Regions from separate parts of the Mus musculus genome. Here all the other regions are linked to region 1. Evidence: chromatin loops called from intact Hi-C (ENCODE). Cell type or tissue: heart. All regions are shown on one strand. Region 1 overlaps Stk3 (serine/threonine kinase 3). Region 2 overlaps Gm32970 (a long non-coding RNA gene). Region 3 has its middle 9.7 kb from the start of Gm22208. Region 4 overlaps Fbxo43 (F-box protein 43). Region 5 holds the start of Osr2 (odd-skipped related 2).

What was found. Peaks named below come from ENCODE experiments on the same cell type or tissue, not always from the same donor. Only the 100,000 strongest peaks of a DNase experiment are listed, where the experiment ranks them.
Region 2: it touches region 1 in a loop (7-fold over the local background); 5 of 42 quality-filtered maps call a loop at or near these places.
Region 3: it touches region 1 in a loop (9-fold over the local background); 11 of 42 quality-filtered maps call a loop at or near these places.
Region 4: a loop joins it to region 1, with 12 times the contacts of the local background. A loop is called at or near these places in 10 of 42 quality-filtered maps.
Region 5: it touches region 1 in a loop (3-fold over the local background); 5 of 42 quality-filtered maps call a loop at or near these places.

What each region holds. Positions count from the first base shown.
Region 1 is chr15:34,966,522-34,971,521 of GRCm38, reverse strand. All of the region lies in intron 8 of Stk3 (serine/threonine kinase 3), which reads left to right. Among named protein-coding and RNA genes, the nearest start is that of Gm52204, 59 kb to the right of the region's middle. In heart, a CTCF peak has its summit at 2,760 (motif pointing left); no DNase peak of the experiment used is centred here; H3K27ac peaks cover 478 bases.
Region 2 is chr15:34,740,139-34,745,138 of GRCm38, reverse strand. It overlaps Gm32970 (a long non-coding RNA gene), which reads left to right. Exons shown (of 7, transcript XR_383919.3): 7 at 1-169. Among named protein-coding and RNA genes, the nearest start is that of Nipal2, 64 kb to the right of the region's middle. In heart, a CTCF peak has its summit at 1,919 (motif pointing left); a DNase peak (open chromatin) is centred at 1,778.
Region 3 is chr15:34,538,955-34,543,954 of GRCm38, reverse strand. No RefSeq gene overlaps it. Among named protein-coding and RNA genes, the nearest start is that of Gm22208, 9.7 kb to the right of the region's middle. In heart, a CTCF peak has its summit at 2,804 (motif pointing left); no DNase peak of the experiment used is centred here; H3K27me3 peaks cover 434 bases.
Region 4 is chr15:36,146,057-36,151,056 of GRCm38, reverse strand. Fbxo43 (F-box protein 43) reads left to right here. Exons shown (of 5, transcript NM_001081253.2): 5 at 1-997. Among named protein-coding and RNA genes, the nearest start is that of Rgs22, 8.2 kb to the right of the region's middle. In heart, CTCF peaks have their summits at 2,373 and 2,574 (motif pointing right); no DNase peak of the experiment used is centred here; H3K4me3 peaks cover 563 bases; H3K27ac peaks cover 411 bases.
Region 5 is chr15:35,293,231-35,298,230 of GRCm38, reverse strand. Osr2 (odd-skipped related 2) reads right to left here and starts at 2,133. Exons shown (of 4, transcript NM_001368665.1): 1 at 1,764-2,133. It overlaps Gm52178 (a long non-coding RNA gene), which reads left to right and starts at 2,197. Exons shown (of 3, transcript XR_003951500.1): 1 at 2,197-3,423. In heart, no CTCF peak of the experiment used is centred here; DNase peaks (open chromatin) are centred at 1,350, 1,820 and 2,220; H3K4me3 peaks cover 4,299 bases; H3K27ac peaks cover 631 bases; H3K27me3 peaks cover 1,792 bases.

The DNA of each region.
Region 1 (5,000 bases):
TCTGATAGGATGCATGGGATTATTTCAATCTTCTTGTGTCTGTTTAGGCCTGTTTTGTGACTGTTTTGTTATGGTCAATTTTAGAGAAGGTACCATGAGGTCCTGATAAGAAGGCATATTCTTTTGTTCTAGGATGAAATGTTCTGTAGCTATCTGTTAAATCCATTTGGTCCATAACTTCTGTTAGTTTCACTGTGTCTTTGTTTAGTTTGTGTTTCCATGATCTGTCCACTGCTGACAGTGGGGTGTTGAAGCCTCCCACTATTATTGTGTGAGGTGCAATGTGTGCTTTGAACTTTAGTAATGTTTCTTTTATGAATGTGTGTGCCCTTGCATTTGGAGCATAGATGTTAAGAATTGACAGTTCTTCTTGGTAGATTTTGGTATAGAGCTTTCATGTGTTCTGTTAAACAGATTGGTAGATTTTTTTTCCTTTGATGAAAATGAATTGTTCTTCCTTATCTTTTTTGATAGCTTTTGGTTGAAAGTTGATTTTATTCTATATTAGAATGGCTACTCCACCTTGTCTCTTGGGACCATTTGCTTGGAAAATTGTTTTCTAGCCCTTTACTCTGAAGTAGTGTCTGTCTTGACACTGAGGTGCGTTTTCTGTATGTAGCAAAAAGCTGGGTCCTGTTTATACATCCAGTCTGTTAGGCTATGTCTTTTTATTGGGGAACTAAGTCCATTGATGTTAAGGAGTTATGATTGTTACTTCCTGTTATTTTTGACATTATTTCTATGTTCATGTGGCTATCTTCTTTTGGGTTTTTTAAATGAAGATTACTTTCTTGCTTTTTTTAGGGTGTAGCTTCCCTCCATGTGTTAGCTTTTTCCATCTATTATCCTTTGTAGGTCTGGATTTGTGGAAAGATATTGTGTAAATTTGGTTTTGTCATGGAATATCTTTGTTTCTCCATCTATGGTAATTGAGAGTTTTGATGGGTATAGCAGCCTGAGCTGGCATTTATGTTTTCTTAAGGTCTTTAAGACACCTATCTGTCCAGGATCTTCTAGCTTTCATAGTCTCTGGTGAGAAGTCTGGTGTAATTCTGATAGGTCTGCCTTTATATGTTACTCTACCTCTTTTCTTTACTGCTTTTAATATTTCTTCTTTGTTTTGTGCATTTGGTGTTTTGAGTATTATGTGATGAGGGGAATTTCTGTTTTGGTCCAATCTATTTGGAGTTCTGTAGGCTTCTTGTATGTTCATGGTCATCTTTTTCTTTAGGTTAGGGAAGTTTTTTCCTATAATTTTGTTGAAGATATTCACAGGCTCTTTAAGTTGGGAATCTTGGTCTTGCCTCTCTCCATCTGATTATCTCTGGTGTTAGCTGTTCTTGCTGTCTCTGACTGTGGCCTTTCCCTCCTGCAAGCTTGTGTGTCAGTACCCCTCAGAGACCAGTTCTTTCTGGGAGGACTTTGGGTATGGAGAGCTATGGCACAGGGTCAGCTCCTGGGTGCAGAACGAGACCAAAAGGATGCTATCCCCAGTTGTTTTTTGGTTCCTGAGTCCTGATGGCTCTGGGAGGGTCTCTCTTGGCCAGGAATTTGAGCAGAAGTGGTGGTCTCATCTGTGCTCACAGGTGTGTCAGCACTCCTGGGAGACCAGCTCTTTCCCAATGGTGTTTGGGTATGGCACATGGTGGCATAGGATCAGCCTTGTCTCACTATAATTGTGTAATTTTAACTTTGTCAAGGACAGAGGATCTATATGTCTCAATGCACTGATACATATTTCTAACAATAACAACAACAATAATAATTTCATTTGCGTTTTACTCATTTAGAATAGCTCTATAAAATAATCATTACCACAGAATGTTCAACATTCCTCAGGAAAAGAATCTGAGTTCTATAAAACCTTCCAAAATTGGAATTTTGAGTATTGGCATATTCCGTAATGAAAAGTTTCATACCTGGGTTGGAGAAAGCATGTGAATACAAGTCTGAATGTAATGTTGTAAGGAGTTACATATAGATAAATTCCATGTTTAGATTTGAGTTTTCTAAAATACCAACTATCTAAGTAAATATTATAAACTCTAACAAAATCTGAAACACTCTGGTTGGAGCATCTTCTATAAGGAATTCTCATCCTGAGTCTTCATTTATGAACGTTGATATTTGAAATCTTTCTTCTGCAGTGGTTAAGTGAAATGTGAATATTTGGGTTGGAAGAATTATTTTTTTGTTACCCTAATTAATCTTTTTCCTAGAATTTAAGCTGCTTCTTTTGCACTTTATATTTCTGAAGTTGATTTGTTAAAATTATTTAATAGCAGCAACTTTAAATGTATGCAGGTAGTATTCTTCTATGAAGCATTATTAAATTTTTACAAAGGAATATCAAAAAGGAAATTTTTCATGACAGATTAGCTCTTAATATTTGTTCTAGGGACATAAGATATATCTTAATTCATATAAAATCCATTTAGAATACAATCATATGTATATTTACTATTAAACTATTTTTTTAGCTTTATCTATTATTTTTAAATTATTCTGAAAATTGCCAAATGCTGAAAACATCTATTTTCCTTGAGAAGTATAAAGTGTTTTTATAAAATATAATAGCTTTTATTAAATTATAATGGCATCACAGTCATGATAATAGTCCTAAATGTCTTGGTTAGAAGTTATAAATGACTACCCGTCTATTTCTGGTAAAGGTACTGAGTTAATGTAATACTAACCTTTTGTATGAGCCTATTGGGTAATGAAATTGTATTCTTTTTTTCTGTGGTGCCCTCTTGTGGACATTTTCTAAATTGCTTATAGCAATAGAATCGTCAAAACTATTATTCTAAAACATCTGATTTTGTAAGCTTCTTTTATATTTTACTAACCTTTTGACAGCTTTTTGGCTGTGAGAGAGAAAAGTAAAAGCCATAGTTAGGGTTACTTTTACCATTTAATTTATTCTGTTGTACATCAGCACCATGCATAGGGGATGGGAATAATCTCTTGTTTGGAAACTTTTAGTATAATGCCAAGAACTTGTACAATCTTGCATTATGAACCTCTGAAGTTCTGCCCACACGGCTTCTCACCATTACGCTTGTTTTACTGATGAACAAGTCTTTTATGACTTCTGAGGTTTCTGAAAGCTTTGATATAATTTTAAGACATGCCTGCTAACATGTAAAAAGTTTGGGATTCATCAAGTTTCTGTTTGTTAAAGACAGGTGTGTCAAAGGCAGCAGGTATATATGCTGCTGGGCTGGTGTGCTTGCATTGAAGTAGAAGGACCGCCTACTAATAACAGCGAGAAGAGGGTTCTTAGTGCATAGTTTCAGGTACCACAAGTCTTAATAATACTGAGTGACTGGATTTATACTGTTTTGTAAGCTATAGTGTTTGTTTGTTTGTTGTTTATATTGTTTTACAAGCTTAGACATAGAAAAAGTGCTTAAGAACTGCTCTTTGAAGGAGAATAGTCTCTGTTTTCTCAGTAGTAAGCACAGGTGCGCTGAACACCGAATTAGTGAGACCAGATTTAGCTGTCTGTTAGTGGCCCTGCTGTGCATGGAAGCAGCAGACAAGGCTCTGTGTAACATGAATGGCAATGCCGTCCTTTCTTTATGTTAAGTGGGATTCCCTGATTTGTTCCATAGCGTCACTTCAGTCTCCCCTTGCTCTGGGGCAGTAATTGGAGTGGTTCCTCAGTAACTGGGGATGTTTAAGCAAATTTATAGTAGTACCTTTTGAATTTTTGCCTCTTCTAGCTGAACTAATTTCATATTTTTGATAGGATGTTAGTATGTCATTATCAATGAATTCAATGAATCCATGAACTAGTTACTTTTCTGTTGTTACAGTAAAATACCATGACCTAAAAAGTGACTGTGAATGAAAGTTTACTGTGAGTCATGTTCTAGGAGATAGCATAGTGACGAGATAGGCAGGGCTGTGGCAACCAGGACAGTCAGCTGCAGCTCCCATGTCATCACTCAGGAAGCAGAGACAGTGAAATGGAAATGATAGATTTATCCTACCAAGGCTCTCTGTGTCAACGTTCCATAACCTCCCCCAAACAGTGCTTCTAGCTGTGAGCTAGTGGGGGCCACTTCCTATTCAAACCATCACAGTACCAGAATCAGTTGTCCAGATACGAGGGAGGGAAATACTCCACGACCTTTGACTGCTCCACCTCAAGGACCTTGCACTATACAGGCCATGGTGATGTCATCAGCTCTTTTACCACACAAAAAATTAGTTTTTGATTCTTTCACTGGGTGTTAAAGTTGCAAGATCCATCACATCACTTTTGCTTATAAATAACTAGTAATATCTATACTATTTTTCTTCAATTTATTCAGACCCACTGTGATCCTGCAGGTACACACACACACACACACTTTTTAGAGTCAGTTTGGTCTCTTTAGGTCCAACATGTTGAAGTTATTTTTGAATCATTAAATTTGTTCAAAAGATTTTCAGATTACTGGTTTTCCCCTCATGATTTCTTTCAAATTTGGCTTGTAAAATTTCTGCTAATACTTAACCTGCTTTTGCATGGGCGTTAATTACCCTGATGGCTGACTCTCAATTCTGACCTTATTCCAGCCTCTTTTCAATCTTTTTCTCCAACTTACCTTTAGTTTCCTAGCACTCTTTTAACAAGTAGTTGATACAGACTCCAGGGTGTAAGACATTTCATCCGCTGTGGTGCGATCTCTTTATGGTATCATATTGACTTTTTAGTTTCCATTCTAGACAGAATTTTTCTGCTTTTACACCCTTCTGAGTTGAGAGGACTACTAATTGCCCTTAATTTTTACTCTATAGGCCAGAGGCAGCTTTCTGTGTGATGAGCCTAATTCTGAGCAGCAACAGCGCCCTTATTTCTTACTGTTCTCATTAGTATGTCCATTTGTTTATTATGTCTGCGCCTGTAAGCTATTAGCTAGATTTTGTCTCAGATCCTCTAGGACAGCTTTAAGGTTATTTCTGTCATTGTCTCAGGTGCTGCATTGAATGAGTCTCTAAGTATGAGG
Region 2 (5,000 bases), 230 kb after region 1:
CCCTTTCAAGGTCTTGTTTGGCCCCTGCTCTGGGCCCATTCTCCTCGCTCTCTTGTTCACCGTGCTGAGACATCTCCTCCACACTTTTCCACTCCCATGCCTTCCTCACCACCACTGGCTGAAATCCCTTTTGATATTCTGAGCCAAAATAAACTTCTCCTTCTTTAAATGGTTTGTTTCAGATATTTTGGTCACATCAACACAAAGTAACTATGAACAGTACATAGCTTTAGCCAACTGGCCTGTTAACAAAGCTATCTAGTTGCTGGAATGCAAAGAGAACCATGAGCCTTAGACTCTACCCTGGTGTTCAGTTAAGCAGAGATAATGCCTTCATAATCTGAAAAAATGGCTGTTCCATAAAATATTAAGGTGATGGAGCTGTCTATAAGCAGGAGCTTCCAGAGAAGGAAGAATATTCCTTACAGTGCACCAGGGAAGCCAGATAGCATATGACAAGGACTATACCATTCACAGACCAGACTTCATTAATAATAAACCTTGTTAATTCAAGGAGTGTTAGATGCAGGACTAAACATGAAGATACAGCAAGGAAAGCCCCACCTTTGTGTTTATGGTGGTGTCGAGGGGTCAGTAGCTAGTTATACAAATGAAACCGAAGGATTAAGCATAGAATTGTTTAGGGGAGAGTCTAATGTCTCTTCCACTCTTGTGGGGTCAAGGTGGCTCCCATAATGAAGTAATTTATAATTCCATATCTTAACGGAAACGAGGAAAAGGATATGGAAGGGGACACACTGAGAGAACGAGACCCTGAGTGTGGTAGAACCCAGGGAAGAGAAAGCATTTGCAGGTCTCCATCTCCAGGACAGTGTCCAACATGCATTTGACATCTAACCAGCACTGTGATGGAAGACAGAAGGAAGGACATTGGCCTCCAGAACCACCCGAAACACAAAACTGCAAGGCTTTCAGAAAGGCATAGAGAGCAGAAAGGACAAGAACTGAGACATGGTGGCCTCGGGGATGAGAGTCTGCAGGGCTCTCCCAAATCACATTACAGAGTTAGGACTCTAGCCTGGAGGTAATGGAAGGCCCTTGAGGGATTCTAAGAAGATCAGATTTAAAGATCCTCCTGGATGCTGGATGCTAGAGAGGATCTAGTCATGAGAAGCCAAATAGAGTCACCCAGGAAGGAGAGCCCAGCAGCCTGATTCTGTTATAAGCGTTTAGGAAGACACTGATTTCGCCTTTTCGTCACTTTCTCTTGGTTCCTTTGGGAAGCTCTAAAGACATGTGGTTGTACTCTCCATGCCACAGCTGTTTGCGGGTGACAGATGGCACCCAGTTGTGTGCCTAGGAGCTCACGTCTTTTCCCCAGAGTATCTTTACTTTGTTTCTCAGCACAGGAAGGAAATACCATTTTCCCAGCTCTTTCTTTAGAAAAGTCACTCCTCATTTGCTTATGAGAGCTTTTGGTCTCTGGACCATGTTTGGATTCCATGCGTGCATTGTGTTGCACTGCGGTCCAGCTCAAGGGTGGCTCTGCCTTTCTTGGTTTTCTGGAGGCAGTGTACTTTCCTCCTGATGCTTATCTTCAATCCCTTTCTCAGAATGTCTTGCCCATGAACTCTCTAACAGCATCACAATCGGTGCCAAGTGGCGTGTTTCAATAGATTTCTCAAATAGGTCAGATACTGAGCCAAAAAAGACAGGATGCCTCAATACAAAGCCGCACATTTCTGAGAATCCTTTAGTAGCTGTCCTCTGCCCTCGGGATAAAGTACACCACCCTCCTCCCCCGCATCCCGTCCCCGTATCTGTTGTTTTGGACAGCCGGCTTCTGTCTTTACTCCACCTTCTTTAAACCCAAGCAAAGTTTTTTGAGCAAAAGGGTGGACCACTAGAGAACTGGAATGGCAGCTTGAACCAGGGGGAAGAGCTCCCCCTGCTGGCGGGTAGATCCGCTGCACTTTAGTCGTGGTTGTCCTTGTATCTCAAAAAGCATTTAGGTGTGTTTTATAAAGATTTTTCGGGTTAAATCGAATCATGTGTGGAAGTGGGTTTAGGGTGTGTACTTTTAGAAGGAAATCCATGACAAATCCTTTCTGTGACACAAGAAAACCTTTTAAGACAGGGAAATAATCACTTATCATCATCATCTCTTATGTCTCTGATGCTATTGGGGCAGCATGCCGAAGGGGTTCTCCTGGGGTGCTGCTCCTGTTGAGAGCGCTGAGGAAAAGGCACAGTAGCTGAATATGATGCCCAATTCTCGCACGTCTGACATTTCCATACCTTACAAAGGAGGCTTTTTTTTTTTTTTTTTTTTTTTTTTTTTTTTTGGCTTGTGTCTATGAAGTGGTTAGTGCTTCTCATAGCTTGACTGGGGGTGGTGTCAGCAGCCCTGGGCTGGCAGATTCAACAAGACCAACGCACGAATTTGGAAAGAAATCAACTCTTCCTATGGGTCTTGGCTCCAGAATGATCAAGAGGAAGAAAGCAGGAGAGGACAAGAGAAACACCGCCTTCATGAGCAGGGTATCAGCCATATTACCCAAAGGAACTGTGTCGGTCACAGTTAGGGTTGTTTTCCCTCCCTCCAGATGTTGTGTGTTACTGAACCTGTAGTTGGTAAGCACATACATGCCCCCCTTAGCAACGGTCAGTGCCGGCATGATGGCTGGCTTCAGGTGTAGAAGCTACAACTGAGCATGAACACACACACACACACACACACACACACACACACACATACACACACATAGTGTGCTGCTGGAACTACTGTATGATCTCTCACGAAACAGAGACCCAGTCTCATTTTGTAAATGCTTGGTCACATGGTAGGATGAAGCCCACATTCAAGTAGATTTGGCCCAAGCAATAAGATTAGGGGTGTAGGCTTGATCTCTTTGCTGGGAATTTGAATATTTCCATGAGCTCTCAAGTGCAAATCCAGCATATTCTTTGACCTGGAATCCCAGGAAGGTGAGCCCTGAGTAGTTTTCAGACTAGATTTCATGGAGCTCCGAGGTTGAAAGAATCAGCTTGCTCTTTTGTAGTTGGATTGCTTGCAACAAAAAAGGAGTAACCAAGGGGATTCCCACTCACCTGGCCATCTACTGGATCCAGAAACCACTGGACCTGAAAATCGTGCTCACAGCACCTTGAGCTAGGGGCATGAAGGAAAATCTAGAGTAAAAAAACAAAAAAGACTTTTGCTTCTTCAATTGAGAGGGCAGACAGGCTACATGCATTTGAAATTGGTTATAAACACTAGACCCACCAGCTACAATTTAGGAGGTCTTATGTGCAGTCTGCCCAGTCCAGGTATTTTAATGCTGTGTTGCAGGGAAGTAAAGGCCAGCTGGCAGCTGACCGACCATGCTCAGGGGTCAGTTCTAAACAGCACTGTTTGGGAAAAGCTCAATCTAAAACAGACATCTCTGGATGTGTTTAGGTTTTGCTTTCTTTCCACTTTTAAATATTAAAAATTGACTCCAGCTGTGGGGTAGAAAGTAACGCCTAACCTATAAAAACATTGACAAATAAATCACAATGCAATTTGCCGCGCATTTTTGTGAGGTCTAAACACCAGTTCTTGAAAGGAATTTTCCATTATTGCATCTTGGGAAGATAACTTCTTCATGAAAAATTCATTTGACTTTTATATTTCATAAACTCATCACATAGCATTCCCACATTTGGGAGCTGAGTGTGCGGAGTGCCCTAGGCCTTCAGCTGTGTTTTCCACACTTCTAAGTTTCTCCTCACATTGCTTTCTCAGCACTGGGGACACTGTAAGAATCTTTATCTAGAAGTTGGGGGGTACATGTTCCCCTGCCACAGGTTCTGGTCTTTCTGTAAACAAGAATGGGGCTAAACAAAGGGACGGTTCTTTCCGCATTTGGACCGTCACGATCCTTAACGAAACTCTACCAATACTCCTTGGGTATCACCCCTGTCCAAGCAAGCGACACATTCCTCCAGTGCAGTTTTATGGTAGAATCACTACTAGAGAACTGTGTGCTTTCTTAGGTGGGGCAAGGAATTCATGGGAGACCCAGGACCAAGGGAAGAGAAATTTGTGTCTCAAACTTTGTGCTTGAGTTAGAGTTTTCAAATGTTGTTTCCAGATGGCCCTGCCCAGGGGCATGCCATCTATCATGACAGAAAAGGTGTACCACAGGAACACACTCCAAGTCTCAGGGACTTCTTTCTGCTTACAGTGCTTGCCCATCACAAGCTGGGTTGTAAAATGTGTGATGGATGGAGAAGCCACCATTTGAGACACAGTGGTCATGTAAAGAAAAAAGATCATTTTCAAGGCCTCCCCCCAGTAATCAAGTTCTCACATCTAATTGGTCAGTATTAGTTACATGGGACTATCCTACCTCCAGGGGTAAGGAAAACTACCTGCCCTGAAGGCTGAGATCCGGAAAGACTTAGAGAAGAGTACTAGTGGACAGCTGGTCCATCACGCCTTTCTAATAGTATTTGTGGAACTGTGCAGTCAGTGGGACCCCTGGGTCCTGGGCTCAGCCTCACAGCCTTAGGATGGGTGTGGCCATGGAGACCAAGGTAGCAGATACTCTCTTAAGTGTCTCCTACTCCTTGAAGTTTTGAGTGTTGTTACACTCACGTTACTTATTGGAGAGGCTGCAGCCCTTGCTGTTCTATAGCCCTCTCTTGAGAAATTGATTAGATCAAAAAAATACATTTACCTAAGACTACTTCAGACGTTTATTGTTTTTGAAATGGCTATATGTATGCCTCAGGGAAATTTGATGGCTTTGACAAGACCATTTTCTTTTTCTTTTTCTATTTATTGGATATTTTCTTTATTTACATTTCAAATGTTGTCCCCTTTCCCGGTTCCCCCCTCCTAGCGAAGCCCCCCATCCCACTCCCCCCTCCTCCTGCTTCTGTGAGGGTGCTCCCCCCCACTCCTGCTTCCCTGCCCTGGCATTCACCTACACTGGGTCATAGAACCTTTATAGGACCAAAGACATCTGCTCCCATTGATGACCTAGAAGGCT
Region 3 (5,000 bases), 430 kb after region 1:
CAACCATACCTTGAAGAACAAACTGGGGGCTTCCAGCGTTCCTCAGTGGCCTGTACTTCATTGTCTCTTCTGAATCACATGTCTCCTAGTTCACTATCTCTTCCATGTCACACATCTCCCATTCAGTGTCTCTTCCATGTTCATGTCTCCTAGTTCACTGTCTTGTCCATGTCACAGGTCTCCTAGTTCACTGTCTTTTCGTGTTATGTGTCTTCTTCTGGTTTTTTTCTGCCTTCAGCTGTTCTCTTAAAACCTATTTTTAGCAAACACAGAAGTGGATGCTCACAATCAGCTATTGGATGGATCACAGGGCCCCCAATGGAGGAGCTAGAAAAAGTACCCAAGGAGCTAAAGGGATCTGCAACCCTATGGGTGGAACAACAATATGAACTAACCAGTACCCTTGGAGCTCCTGACTCTAGCTGCATAGGTATCAGAAGATGGCCTAGTTGGCCATCAGTGGAAAGGCCCATTGGTCATGCAAACTTTTTATGCCTCAGTACAGGGGAACGCCAGGGCCAAGAAGTGGGAGTGGGTGGGTAGAGGATTGGAGGGGGGGTATGGGGGACTTTTGGGATAGCACTGGAAATGTAAATGAAGAAAATACCTAATTAAAAGAAAGAAAGAAAGAAATTAGGGAAACAACACCCTTCTCAATAGTCACACACACACACACACACACACAAAAGCCATTCTACTTACTGTCTGTATGACAGAGGGCTGGTTGTTAAGTCTCTCTGTTTCTCAGTCTCTTCCCCCAGAAACATGGAGAAATGACAGTGTTCCTGTCACTGAGTGTGCATGTAAATTACACAAATTAAGCCAAATGAAATATTTAGAGCAAGACTGAGTAGTCTTGACAATGCTGAACTCAGTGCTGTGTGTGTCATGCATGTTTCATGTATGTGTCAAGCATCATACAGCACTATACAGAACACTAACAGGTCTTTCGACTGCAATTGTCGGCTAGAATTAAACAATAATGTGGCCAAATGGCAGGGGTTTGTAATCAGCACCTTCCTTATTAAACATTTTTTAATTTAAAAAAAAAACCTATTTTTACCCTTTTGTAGTCTAACTTCTAGTTTTACTACTTGTATCTGCCCTCTTTATATGTGTGCATATATAAATCTGCATATGAGAGAAAGAGAGAGACCCTGTCTCAGAAAACAAGTAGGATGACACCTAACCCCGGGCACTCAGGGTCATCGTGGCTTCCATGCACACTCACACACACTAAATCCAGGCTGAACAGAGGTTGCATGGTCCCCTTTCGAGATGGCTCACTTGAATGACTGGCAAATCAGTGCTTTCTTAGTTGTTGGAAGGCCAACAAGGCCAGCTTGGGAGATTTAGCTGTAAGCAAATCACCTCTGGATTTGTACAGCTCGACTAAAACCACTCCATAGAAGTTGAAGTTGATACTGACAACATGGTTGTGAGCTTTTACACACATACACGCACACGCACGCACACACATGGGTGCACACGCATGTACACAAGTGCATGTGCACACACACGTTGAAGCCCTGACACTCACCCCACATGGTAGCACTGAGTGGTGAGTCCTTTGGGTAGCAGTCAGGTTCAGGTGAGGTCATGAGGGTGGGAAGTCTGTAAGGGAAGGAAGGAGAGAGAGCAGAACGTTCAATCACACAGTGCAGTAAGTGTGCTTTCCCTGTTTTCTTCAAAATGGGATGTAATATAGCTTACAATTGAGGGTATGAATGTTAGGAAGAGGGATCTCACCAGGAGCCAAGTCTGCTAGCACCGTGATCGTCAACCTCCCAGCCTCTAGAACAATAAGAAATAAGTGTCTGATAAGCCACTGACCAACCTGTGGGGTTTATTCACAGCAGCCAGAGACAGCCAGAAAGCAGCCTCAGAAAGGTATATTCTAGACGGTGTAGTATCAAGATGGGAGACAGCTATCTAAGTCCTATGGGTGTGTAAAGCCATTGAGACCTTCAGGTCTGTCTGTCGTGGCATCTATGTATCCATCATCCCTGTATCTATAATGCCAGGGCACAGGGTTGTGCCAGGCCTGAGGTGGGTAACAACTGCTAAAAAAACATGTGTGTCCTTTTTCCATCCAGTAACTCGGTTAAATGGAGCGGGTGCCCAGGGGATTCCCTGCTTCCTGACAGGCTGTAGGTGCTGAGCACAGGGACTCTGCCTGCCCCCAGTGACATTTCAGTCAGTTCAGTGAGGCACTTGTGTAAACTGACCATTCTGTATAATGTGGTAAATGTACACACAGGAGGTTAGAGTCAGAAGGGAAGAGGCCAGTGTGGAGGCATGTAGCAATGCTGGCAGCGGTGTGAAGTTGAAAGAACCTTCCCGGGGCAGATGAGAGAGACTAACTGTGAATGATGGGATATGGTCATTAGAGCATTCCTAAAGGCTGAATCCTCTTAGTCTCTTTTGCTTCGGAGAGAGCAGCTAGAGAAGGTGCGAGGATCTAGGGTCAAACACCTAGCGTCTCTTTTGAGCTTAGTATAGCAAATTCAATTTTTATTTTTCTAGGTCTAGCATAATGTCCTACTTTCTTCCTCATCATTTGGATGGAGCCTTTCCACATGGAAGAGAGTGTCTGGGGACAGCAACAAACCTTACATCTCCTGGTTCTGAGTGTAGGCCCTGGTCTGCAGCTGGAGCTCCACAAACAGCCATTGAATCTAAAGAAGCAGCTGCCCTTCCCATTTGCCTGAAGGCTCCAGGGAACATCCCTCCAGGGCTAGTAGTTCCCTTAATTTCTAGGGACTGAACCTCTGGGAGTGTCACTGTTGGTCCATACTGCCACCCAGTGGTTATACTTGGGTACTGCATGTTCTCAGTGGACAACTCTGGAGGGTCCCCAAATGGCCATGTTCAACCCCATAACATCTCAGAATAACTATCTATTTTAGCTTTTGTGTGCTAAGTGTCCATCTTCCAACAGATTGCTAATGAGAGGTCATATCTGAGAGAGATAAAAGGGAAATGACGGACTGTGACAAGCCTTTACCAAGGAGCATGTTGGCCAGGATGGTGACTGCCATCTGTTAGGTGCCACTCTCTTGCTGTGCTGCCCTAGACAATCACTTTGTTTCGGTGGACTTGCTCAGTGAAGCATCTTTTGCAGCCTTTCTGCAAAATAAGAGATTGCACAGCTTACAGAATTGCTATGGGGATTAAAATAAATAATCCATATAAACTACGCTAAAGCTCCCTGGCAGGCACATGCAAGCACTTAGCAAATATAAACACAAGGCACTTAAGTTTCTGTTATTCTATCTCAGCTCAGCGAGGGGGATGAAGGGAGCCTTAGTGCCATCTCCATTGTTGACAAGGACACTGAGGACCTGAGGGCTTAAGTAACTTCCCCCAAGGTCCTTCAGTCTGAAAAGGGCGGGGTTTAAAGCCCATCTTTATGGATCTTGCCGTCATCCCAAGTAGGTCTTTGAAAGTTCTGCCCCTTGAGTTGCAGACCCACTGGGAGAAAGTTGAAATGATCCAAAGAGGAAGAAAGAATGACAAAGATCCAAATCTAGCACAGTTTACAGCTCACATCTACTATGGGTGAGCAATCCTCTCGACGGAAGAAGGCACATGTTTTCCAAACCCTGGTCCTGAGGAGTGCCCACTGCGTCAGGAGGTTCTGGCTTCAATTCATACACAGAAGCTGTGTTATGTGGCTAAGTGACTTAGACACATGCTGTCCACTCTCTAGGACACAGCTTCTTCCATGTCCAGGTGGGACAAGAGAATCCAAATCACCTGCCCAGGCTGACATCTTGTCATCCCATAATCTATACCCTTCGAGTGCTCCCTAACTATCTGCAGTGAGGGTCCCAGGTGACCAGCAAAGAACCAGAACCCTGGAAAGGACTGGTGACAGATGGAAAGGCTGGCTGGGTTCTATCACATGAGCAGGAACTTAATCCCTGCTAGAATCCAGTAACAATGTCCACAAAGGCCTGGAAGCCAGGCCCGTGATTTATGGACAAGATTAGAAGACTACAGTGATTATTGGCCCAGAAGACCCACACTGGGTAGGGCATGAGCAGAGGCTACAGCTCCAGGGAGTGCAGGGTTCAGAAGGTGCCACACAGCACCTTACGTCCCTTCAGGGTACGAGGTGGCTGTGTGCTATTGTCTTGTTTTGGCGAATATTTTCAGCATGAGTGGGCCAATTGGCAGACGTAATCATAGGCATTTCACACACACACACCTAACAAGGGCAAGATGAATGATGTGGGTGGTGCTGGAGTCATAAATATCACCAGTATATCAAGGCAAAATGAAAGCAAAGAAAATAAATCTATCAGGATTCCGTGGCTCTCCAAAGCAACCCCAGGACAAAGGAAGCCAGATTCCCCCGACAGCCTGAGCACCGGACTCCTAAACTGTCTTCTCTGGCCGCCAAAGCTTGAGCAATTTCGACACAAGGCAGTGTGTGACTCTCGTGTGCTTTGGAGCACCTGCATGACTCTGATGTAGAAAGCCTGGTAAATCTCACAATGTGTGTGTGTGACTTAGGACAGCCTGAGTTCTGTTTCCTACTGGCTGGCTGGTCAGTGGCCTCTCTCCGTGTTGGCTTCCTCATCTAGAAAGGAAAATGGGAGTCTTGATGAGAGTGTGGTTGTATGACATGGATCACAAGCCTAGTGTTCCACTTTTGACAAACTAGTGCCTGAGTGAGGTCGCTGGAAGCCTGCAGATCTACTCCACGCCACGCTGGCAGGACTGATGTTTTGTTTCCCCACTGAGAATGAGAGAAGTGAAGAGTCCTGGGTGGCTCTGTAAAAGCCGCATGCTGGGTTTGGGGACTCTTGTTCAAGGTCGTGTTTGAGCTTGTTTCTATGGTCAATACAGTTTGGTAGACACCTCCACCTGACTTATAAAATTGTGCCTAAATTCTACCTGGGAACATAGAGAGGGCTCAGATCACAGCCACCTCCTCCCCAGCCTCTAGGTGGAGTGGAACAGAGTCAAAGAGTTGTCAGTAGAAAACAGAG
Region 4 (5,000 bases), 1.2 Mb before region 1:
AAGTCACACATTTTTTTTTTTTTTTCGAGACAGGGTTTCTCTGTTTAGCTCTGGCTGTCCTGGAACTCACTTTGTAGACCAGGCTGGCCTCAAACTCAGAAATCCGCTTGCCTCTGCCTCCCAAGTGCTGGGATTAAAGGCGTGTGCCACCACGCCCGGCAAGTCACACATTTCTAATTAAGTACTTTAAAAATCTGGAATTATAGTAACAGATTCTGATATTTTAAAAGATTTGGGCTGGGCAGAAATGATGGGTTTTGAATGGGAAAAATATGAAGTTATTAATAATGGCCATTATAATTTGTATGTGTTTGTAATGTGCCTTTTTCCAAGAGGGATTTGGGAATGAGTGAGCTCTGTTATAGATCAGTGGCAAAAAGAGCTAAGTTTTTTTTATTGCTGAAAAAAGTGTAAGAGAGGACTCTTGTTTTGCTTTTGGGTTTTTTGTTTTGTTTTTGTCATCATTTCGTCATTGTTGTTACTGTTGTTTTGTTTTGAAGACAGGGTCTCACTATGTAGCTCTAGGTCTCCTGAAGTCACTATGTATACCAGGCTGGCCTTGAACACACAGAAGTCCACCTGCCTCCTGAGCTGGGGTCAGAGTCCTGCACCACTACATCAGGCCTCAAGAAGGAAACTTCTAAATGATGATTTATTTATTTTTATCTTATGCATATTGGTGTTTTGTCTGCATTTATGTGTGGGTATTAGATCCTTTGGAGCTGGAGTTAGAGACAGTTGTGAACTGTCATGTGGATGCTGGGAACTGAACCCGAGTTTTTCAGACCAACAGCCAGTGCTCTTAACCACTGAGCCATCTCTCCAGACCCATACGAGGGAAACTGACAACACACTTGTATTTTGTATATGTAGGTGATTGCTGTATATATGTGTTTTTATACTATACACACATATTTCAATGTAGCTCTGAACACATTATTTTAAGAAAGTGGTTAAAATTAAAACTAATAATTAAATTTAAAATTTACATATTTTCTAAATTGAGTGTTTCTCTTTTTTTCCTTTTCTTTCTTCTTTTTCTTTTGACAAACTCTTACTTTGACGTTCAGGCTGGCAAGGAAGTCACTACATAGCTAAACTGGCCTTGAATTTGAAGTAATCCTCCTGCCTCAGACTCCTGAGTGCTGGGATTATAGGCCACCACACCCATCTTGGTGTCTTTTTAATTTCCTGAGGCATCTTGTGCACCAGGACCAATTTTGTACGGTTTCCCTCCGTCTTTCCCTGCATCCGCCAGAGGCTCTCGGGTGCATTTTAGTGCATTGGCTTCGGTCCTGATGCTCATCCCGGACTCATTTCCTATCTGGAACTGCCCACTCCCTGTGGCCTTACGCGTGTCTGGGTATGGGTATGTACAGAAGTGTAGGTGCCAGAGGAAGGTATCAGATCTGGACCTAGAGTTACAGGTGTGGGTCGTCGGACCTGTGCAAAGCCTATGCAAGAGTTGTACTTGCTTTTAACCTCTGAGCCATCTTTCCCACCCCCAAAGCCAAGTTCCATTCCCTTGGCTTAACCATAGCATAAATCGCAGTTGTAAATTCGTGATACAAAGATTATACTGAGGACTTGGGCACTTACTAAATGGCATTCCTGTTTATGTCATTTCTTTAGGTTATTTCTGGCTAACAGCATTTTAAAAGATCAGATCAGGGATGGAGAGATGGTTCAGTAGTCAAAAAGCACTGGCTGCTCTTCCAAAGGACCCAGGTTCAAATCCCAGCACCCACAGCAGTTTACACCTGTCTGTAATTCCAGTTCCAGAAGATCTGACACGCTCACACAGACATACATGGAGGCAAAACACCAATGCAAATAATAATAATAACAACAACAACAATAATAATAATAATAATAATATCAGGTTATTGTGGAGGGGTGGCATAGACAAGGGAGAGATCTCCTCCCCCCCCCCCCCCCCCCCCCCCGCTTAAGCACATAGGAGAGTTGGCCCCCAAGGTCATAAGAGCAGGAGAGCTGGCCCTGCCCCTCACTGACTGCCCACTCAGGAGAGCAGGCCCCACACTTGGCCTGGACAGCACAGTAGAACTGCCCCAGGTGGTGGGAGAGCAGGGCCCCACCCCTGGGCAGCCCTAAGGGCATGAGCAAGAGAGAGCTGGCCTCACCCCTTGTCTGCCACGGAGGGGAAAGGTCAAGATTCTCCTAGTCACGTGTGGCAGGCAGGAGAGCTGATGGGCTGACCAACTCAGCTACAACCCAGGCACAGACCCAGGGCTCTGAGTTGGCCCACCCGACACCTACCCTGTTATGGTGTGCTGGGTGTGTGAAAACGCCTGCTGTGCGGACCTCCCGGATGCGGGACAGCAACAGGAGCCCCTGTGAAGATCCAGTATAGAGAGGGTAGCAGAAGCCAGAGGCCTCAAATGACTCAGTGCAATGAACACTCAAAACTGTGACACCCTACAGCTTCCCCAAGGGACAGAGAGATGAGTGGGTTGGGGTGCACGATGTAAAATTCACAAAGAATAAGATCAAATTACTCATTTTAAATAGTTAATTTTTAACCGAATACTAAGAAATTCCGCTAGGGGGCACCAAAGACTGATTTATGGTGTTAAAGGCCTTCTACAAGTAAATGTAGCTTTTATGAATTTGACATATACTATGACATTTTCAAATAGGGGAAGTGTTTCTCTACTTAATTTTTTTTTAAAAAGTATATGTAGAATAAATTTGGGGAAAAGTTATTACTTTGAGCTGGTAATTAAAATATTTGGTTGGCTTGCAAGTCTTTTGCAGAGCCCTTTGCTGGTGGACCCTAGTCTGTGCTCCCTATTAACTTTCCCACCAGCCCTGTGCTCCTGGCTTCCTCACCACAGACTGTGGAGACAGATAAGTGCGAGCAACTATAATAGTGTCATGCCAACAATGGTTTCCCTCAGGTAGTTCCTGTCTTGCCAGAAGCAGGGACAGGATTAGGCTCTCAGTCACATCCTGCAGGGACAGGGACAGGGTTAGGGTTTTAGTCACATCCTGCCTACATTACTGCGAATATTCCCAACAGGTCCACTCTAAACACCTAATTCCAGGCTGTCTGCTCTTCACTGTGTCTCCACACCACATTGTTTCCTCTTAAGGAGTAGACTTTAAACCGTCTCTCCAGTGATCATTCTGCACACTTTATTCCAGACACGATGACATCTCGTTCTTCCAACCTCGGTGTGTTCTCTCCCACTCCCTCCCTCTCTTGCTGTACAGACTGTTAACCCTGGCGTTCATCTTCTCTTTTCATGTGTCAATTTCTGGTATGTCTGACAAGATGAAAATTCTACCTCCCTGGAGTTGTGTATTTATCCTTTTTTGTGGTCTTTCGACCATGTTTACTGCCATCTTTAACCTTTGAAACTGTCAGTAAAATGCTTCCTGCATAATAGGCTGTGCACAGAGGCTTAGTTGAATGGCTACAGGGGTTGTCAGTGGACATGAGGACTTTCTCCAAATCTCCTTTTCCTTTGAGGTTGCACAGGAGACTTTGACTGCGGTTATTTTTTAGTTACTTGCATTTATTTTCAAGTGAGAACGGAACCAGCACATCTTTCCTTCACCTTGTTCGCTTTTCCAATCCTTTTTTGCCTCTGCCTGGGACGCTCTCTGACTTCCATCACCTGCTCCCTTCTTGCTTTACCTAAGCAGCTTTGACTTCTCCAAGGGGTCCTGCTGATTAGCCACCTCCTGCCCGAGGCTGGCTGTCTCCGTGGGGCAGCTGGAGCTCTTTTGTGCTGTGCTCCCTGGATGTATCCGAGCTTTTCTGTTCTCTTCCCAACACATCGAATCCCTCCACCCCACGGTGCTCCCAATCCTTAGTCTGAAGGGAAGTCCCGTGTTTAGCAGACCCTTTCTTTCCAAGATAACTCCTCTTTGGTGAGGTTAGGGAGAAGGGGTCACCCTGTCAAAGGACTCTAACATGGCTCCCTTGGTCTTCCCCCTGACTGTCAGGGAAGTGTAAGGTGCTGTCTCCTTTCTGAGATTCTCACTGTGATCAAGGATAAGTACTCTTTAATTATTTCCTGAGAAGATAAATATTCTGGGGTAGGGCTGTGTCTCTCCCCGCTCCCCTCCTCCCCACTTCGCCAGGTATGTTCCTTTAATCTTACAGAGACAGGCAAAGGATGACTGAGGGATTGTGGGAGCCAGAGACAGGGACACCAATGTAAACAATGAAACTTGTTACATATTTTTTAAAATTTATTTTTGATTAGATATTTTATTTACATTTCAAATGTTATCCCCTTTCCTGATTTCCCCTCCGAAAACCCCTTATCCCATTCCCCATCCCCACATATTGTTGGGTTTTTGTTTTGTTTTCTGTTTTGTTTTTGACAGGGTCTTACCACACAGCTCTTGCTGGCCATGTACACCAGACTGGCCTGAAATTCACAGAGGTCCAATTGCCTCTCGCCTCTCAGTTGCTGGGGTTAAAAGCATGTGCCAACATGCTCTGTTGGTAGCTCGTTTTAATTTGGTTAGGCAGTGAACTAAACGTCTGTACACATGTGTGTTAGGAACAATCAACTATATGAGAGAGGTGCTATTAGCAGTATTTTTTTTTCCAGAAAAGAAATGTCTAAATGAGCCGAGAGGTAGACTCTGTCTTCACTGGTAGGTCTAGAGCTGGAGTTAAATGCTGGCTGTTTGCTGTTAGACACTGGTCTTACTTAGCTCAGTGCCTGCTGCATGTGTGTCTGAGCGTCACATGTTTGCAGTGCCCACAGAAGCCAAAAGTGGGCATCAGATCATCTGGAACTGGAGTGATAGACCCATCCCGCATCAGGGACCTCTGTGTGTGTTGCTCTCTGCCTTAGTAGAAAGCCATTTTCTGTTGGTTTTGCATCTAGTAAATAAGAAATTCAAGCTATTGGGCTTCCTTCCTGCCCTCAACTACTGACATGTACTTAGGGCATTAAATTTTGAGATTTTTTGACAAACAATGTTCTTTCATGACTTCAAATAATATAACATCT
Region 5 (5,000 bases), 330 kb before region 1:
AAGTTAACTTTGCCATAAAGGTCACAATCTTAATTCTGTCTACAGAAATCCGAGTGCCACTCTTCTCTTCCCAATGATTTATACTGCAGAAAGGAGACTTATAATTTCTGTTACTCCCAAATTGCCACTTCATAGAAAGTTTGCTTTCTTTGCAAGGAAGAGTCATCTGGTTTGAGGAAGAGCAAGCCAGTCTGCCCTCTGATATCTCTTTACAAATAGAGTGCCCTTAAACACCTACCAAACATAAATAACCAGAGAGTTCAGATTCCCACGCCCCTGTTTAGTCTCTAGCAATGTAAGTCAAATCATCGCTCAAGTCAACCCATGGAACTAAGGTACTTTCGTTTTGTTGGGGCTGCGGACTTACTCCATCTCAGGCACTAACTATGGGCCCTCTGCTGTCATCTCTCCACTAGCATGTTTCGGACCACTGGTTACCTTTAATTTTGCGAGGAAAGTTAAACCATGAAAAGTCATAAACGGTTCAATGGAGAGAAAGCTACATTTCTTTCATCGGTTTTCAATGGAATTCTCAGGCATGTTAGACGATTTGTAAAATTTAATTTCGCTGGCTGTCAGCAAAGTACATATTAATTTCAGTTTGGTAAAACTTTAAAAACACTGGAGAGCACAGGGGTCCTGATTATTTGATAAAGACTCTCCAATCGTTGGTAATAGTGATGTTACATTGAATAATAATAATAATAATAATAATATCGTTCGGCGTTATCTGCTAGACCCTGTGTATGGGCTTCTGAGTAAAATGACAGATGGATGAATGGTTATGTTCGCTGATTTTCAGTTCAAACACAGCAGAACTGTGTAAAAGCCAGAGAGCTATAGTAGAAAGAGATCTACGATCATGGTGGGGGAGGAGAATTTGGTCAAGTGGGGGGGGGGCACGAAGTTTCTGCCCCTTCCCCGTGCCTCTGCCTTCCCGAAGAGTTAATTAAATTAAGGCGCCCTCCGCATAAACTGGGTTTGTCTCCGCTCCCTCCCTCTCCATTTCATTTTCTTGTTCTGTTCAAGACTGGAATTTGTGGAGCAGAGAAAGTTGCTGTCTGCACCCAGTTTCGCTTCGAAAGCAGTCAGAACTCTTTTGTTCTCTGCTCACAGGTGGGGAGACCGATCCAGCGTTGCTGCCTCCACAAACACCTTGTCCTGCCTCCTTCCTACAACCGCGACTCCATTCCGAGCTATTTCTCGACAACCCAAGCGTCTCAGCTCCTGAGAAGCTTGCCTGTTGGCCTCTGGGCGAAGACCGGAGCAGGAGGAAAAGCAAGAGGCCAGTACACGGTTGGAAAAAATAATCACCCATGACTGGACTATTCCCCTGTGAAATGCGCCTTCGGAGTCGCTGGCTTGATTGCACCGTGTGTCCCGGCCCTTCCGTGCTGAGTGCCGGAGCTGCAGTAGGAGGAAGCGTGGATCCCGCTTTCTAGAGCAGGGGAGCAATATCACGGGGTGATGGGATCTGGCCACAAAGTACGATGATCGGCCTTTATAAATCTTGCCGAATGCGTAAATCTACCAAAACCAAACTAAGGGACAGCGCACAAAAGTACAACTGAGTGTATTAGCTGGGAGTCGCGTGCAGGGACCGGAGGAGGCCAGAACACGAGGCCCGGGACTAGGGTCCGCACGGCTGCCTTTCATTTTCTGAACTTGTAGCGCTCCAGACTGAGAACCTGGGCGCCCCTTGAGCACCCACATCCCTCCCTTCCTTTGGAAGGCTACAGCCTGGCCCTGGAAAGGACACTCACCGCCAGAACCGATGTCTGCCTGGGCAGCGCGGTTCAGACTAGGTCCGGACAGCAGGACGCACAGCTTGGAAAGGTCATGAGGTCCAAACTGGGAGAACTTCTTTTTCGGCGCGTTGTCCCGGGAACCGAGAACATGATCTGGGGGAGCGAAAGCGACAGCGGTAATTGGTCTTCGGCAGTCCGTGGAAGCGGGATGTGTAAAGAGCGAGCGTGTTGGGATGAGTGCTCAGAGCTCGCCCAGATCCCGGTGCCTGGGCCAGTTTCTGACCGCGGACTGCGGGTAAAGTCGGAGCCCGCAGCCCTGCAGGGCCATCACCCTCCGGCTGCGAGCGCGCTGAGCTCCGTCCCAGCCCGCGTCCCGCCCCAGGCTGCCCCTGGCCCGGAGTCCAAGGCTTTAGTAGCGGCCCCGCCTCCCCTCGCGGCGGGCGTCCTGCAGAGGAGCAAGGCTGCAGCGCCCAGGCTCCGCCTCCAAGCCCGGCGCCCGCTAATGGTCCACTCTGTTTACTTGTGTTTGGATAGCAACTGAGTCTTAAAGGCGCAGGTTTGCTTGAGGTTTTCCCAGTTAACCCAGACACAGAGCCCAAGGTGACTCAATTCAAACCTCACACAAAGACAACGCCCATCCCCTCTTTTTGGATGACACTTTCCTCACACCGATAGAAGTCCGACTACTGGATCTTTGCTCCCCCAAGCCCGCAGAGAAGTCCAAAGGGCATTTCGTACTTTTACTCGGTTAGCTGTCGCGTCATTTTACACATCTTAACACTTTTAATATGATCATCTGCTTCAAAGGGCCAAAGCTATCAGTTTTAGATTTTGTTTTCCAGCATATACCGCCCTTCCTCCTATGTAAAACAGTTCTGCCCATACTTTTGGTCAATTGTGACTATGTGTGTAGTCTGGTTTCCTCCCTGTTTTCAAAACGAAGTTTGTTTATGAAGGTGACAATTGACTAATTTCATAATTAGTGCAGAGACATCTGGATGTTCCGGGAGAAATTTCTTTCAATATCTAAGCTTTAATCAGCTAATGTACATTTCATAAGCAGTTAACCAACTTAGGCAAAGGAGTGGGCATCTGCAATCCATTGGCAAACAATAACCTGCCCATCTGGAATGGGTGAAGAACAATCTTTTTTAAATTTTAGGAAAAAACTATTCCAGTGCCTCAAAACGTGCATTATCTTCATTCTCAGCAAAAATTGAGTTCATTGTTCAGCCGCCAGGAAAATTGATTGAATTTGACATGTACTGTTAGGTTTCTTAGTTCTCCTAAAGGTTTAGTTTTGTGAGCGTGTAAATGAGAGGGTATTACAGTCCCTCTGGAAAAGGATGTCAGGGAACGATAAGATCCACTTGAAGCAACTTCTTTTCAGACGCAACGCGCCGCCGGAACAGAACTAAGCAAACTGTCCCTCGTCCCAAACCACTTGAGGACACTTTAGCTGGTGCTTGCAGAACCATAGATCTTTTAAAGGAACTGTACAATTCAAACGTGTTTCACCAAAAGATGCTTTTCGGTCGCCCCCTCAAAGGACAATTACAATAACCTCAACTATGTGAGGAGATGGATAGGTGTAAGCAGAAAGCTACGAGCCGAGCCGAATCGTCAAAGACCAAGCAGGAAGGCAGGCAGACACTACGGAAACGATCCCATTAAGGTAAAAGCCTTTTGTTTTATTTTTGTCAAGGTGAATATTAATTTTCGTTTCTTTGGTAAAACGTAATTCAGGACTAGCAGGCCATCTTCACCAATTGTAGGTTCGCAAGGATTAGGAAGTGAGCCTGGGACAGAGACTGGAGTGTTCAGTATCCTGTAGTGCTTAACTACTTCAGAATAAATTTGATGGACGCAGGAGAACGCCTAGGAAGAGTTGGGGGTTTAAAAAACCGTTTCTCGAGTGAGTTCCATAGGGTGCTTTCATTTTAGCGCTTGGTCTTGAGCCTCAGCTCCCAGGATGCCTGCGGTTCCCTCTTTCCAACCACCTCATTCCTTCGAACAGCCTTTCTCAATTTAGAGAACTGGAGGGAACTTTCTTTACATTCAGACCCCCCCAGGACATACACGCACCGTTGGTGACCTGAGCTTTGAGCCAGTGCTTTCTAGTTCCCTTGCACTAAAGTGGAGGCAACTTCTGCATCAGCAGGCTTCGCACCTTTGGGCCCGTGTGTATTGAGTACTGAATCTCTCGCTTTTCAAAACCGTGGAATTTCTAACCCCCCTTTCCGAAAGCTCCCTGAGCCAGCCTGTTGCTGTAAACACGTTTACCTCGCGCTTCTCAGCCTGGGAAGAACTCTAGCCCAACCCAGCCCGAGCTCCGCCGCAGCTGGAAAAAAAGGTTGGATAGATTCCGAGAATCTTTGCAGGTAGCAGCGCGGTTCTGCGGGGCCCGGCGGCCTGAGCCCTGCAGCGGGCATGGGCAGGTGCAGTAGAGCGCGCTCGGAACCGCAGCTTCTCTAGGCCGCTGGGCGGCCACCTGGGACCCGCACCGGAACTTCTCCGCGCTCAGACCTCGGGGGTGGGAGGGCGGCAAGTCCGCACGCTTTGAGAGAGCCGGCTCACCAGGTAGACAGACCTGCAATAAGCCTCGTTGCAGAAAACTGGCCCACCCGGCCACCAAACGAGCCGTGGTGTCCTGGCGTGCAGAAGCCGAGTCTGCCGCAGGCCAGCTGCACCCCCAGGTCCGAGTCTCCGCGGAGCTGTCCCAGCTCCCTGTCGGGTTTCAGCTGCCAATTTACTCATTTATCCGTGGATCGGGTCAGCTTCAGTCCTCACGGCTCTGGGCTTTCGACAACAGGGACACGCTGACCTGGAGCGGGCTGAACGGTTGCTGCCCCAACGTTTGTGGTATGGGAGGAAGGGGAAAAGGCCTAGCAGAGGAGCTGGTGTGTGTGTGTGTGTGTGTGTGTGTGTGTGTGTGTGTGTGTGTGTACACGCGCGCACAGCGCAGTCCCCAGCCCACCCAGGAGTCTGCGGGTGGAGCCAGCAGGTGTCAGACACAGACACCCTGAAGTTGACTGCGTGCTGCAGACAGCCTAAATAAATTGGACGCTTTAAAACCAAGTTATGGAAACTGTATCTTCTTCCCTAGGACCCCTCTATGAGTCGCCTTCCCTGCTTTTCTTCAGCTTCTGCGGAACAGCGACCTTTTGCTGTGTTTTTCTGCAGCCTGGATGACTTGACCATAGCTCGACTTAAAAGTGCATGCACTCCAGTCACTGAGCGGTGAAGGGGCCA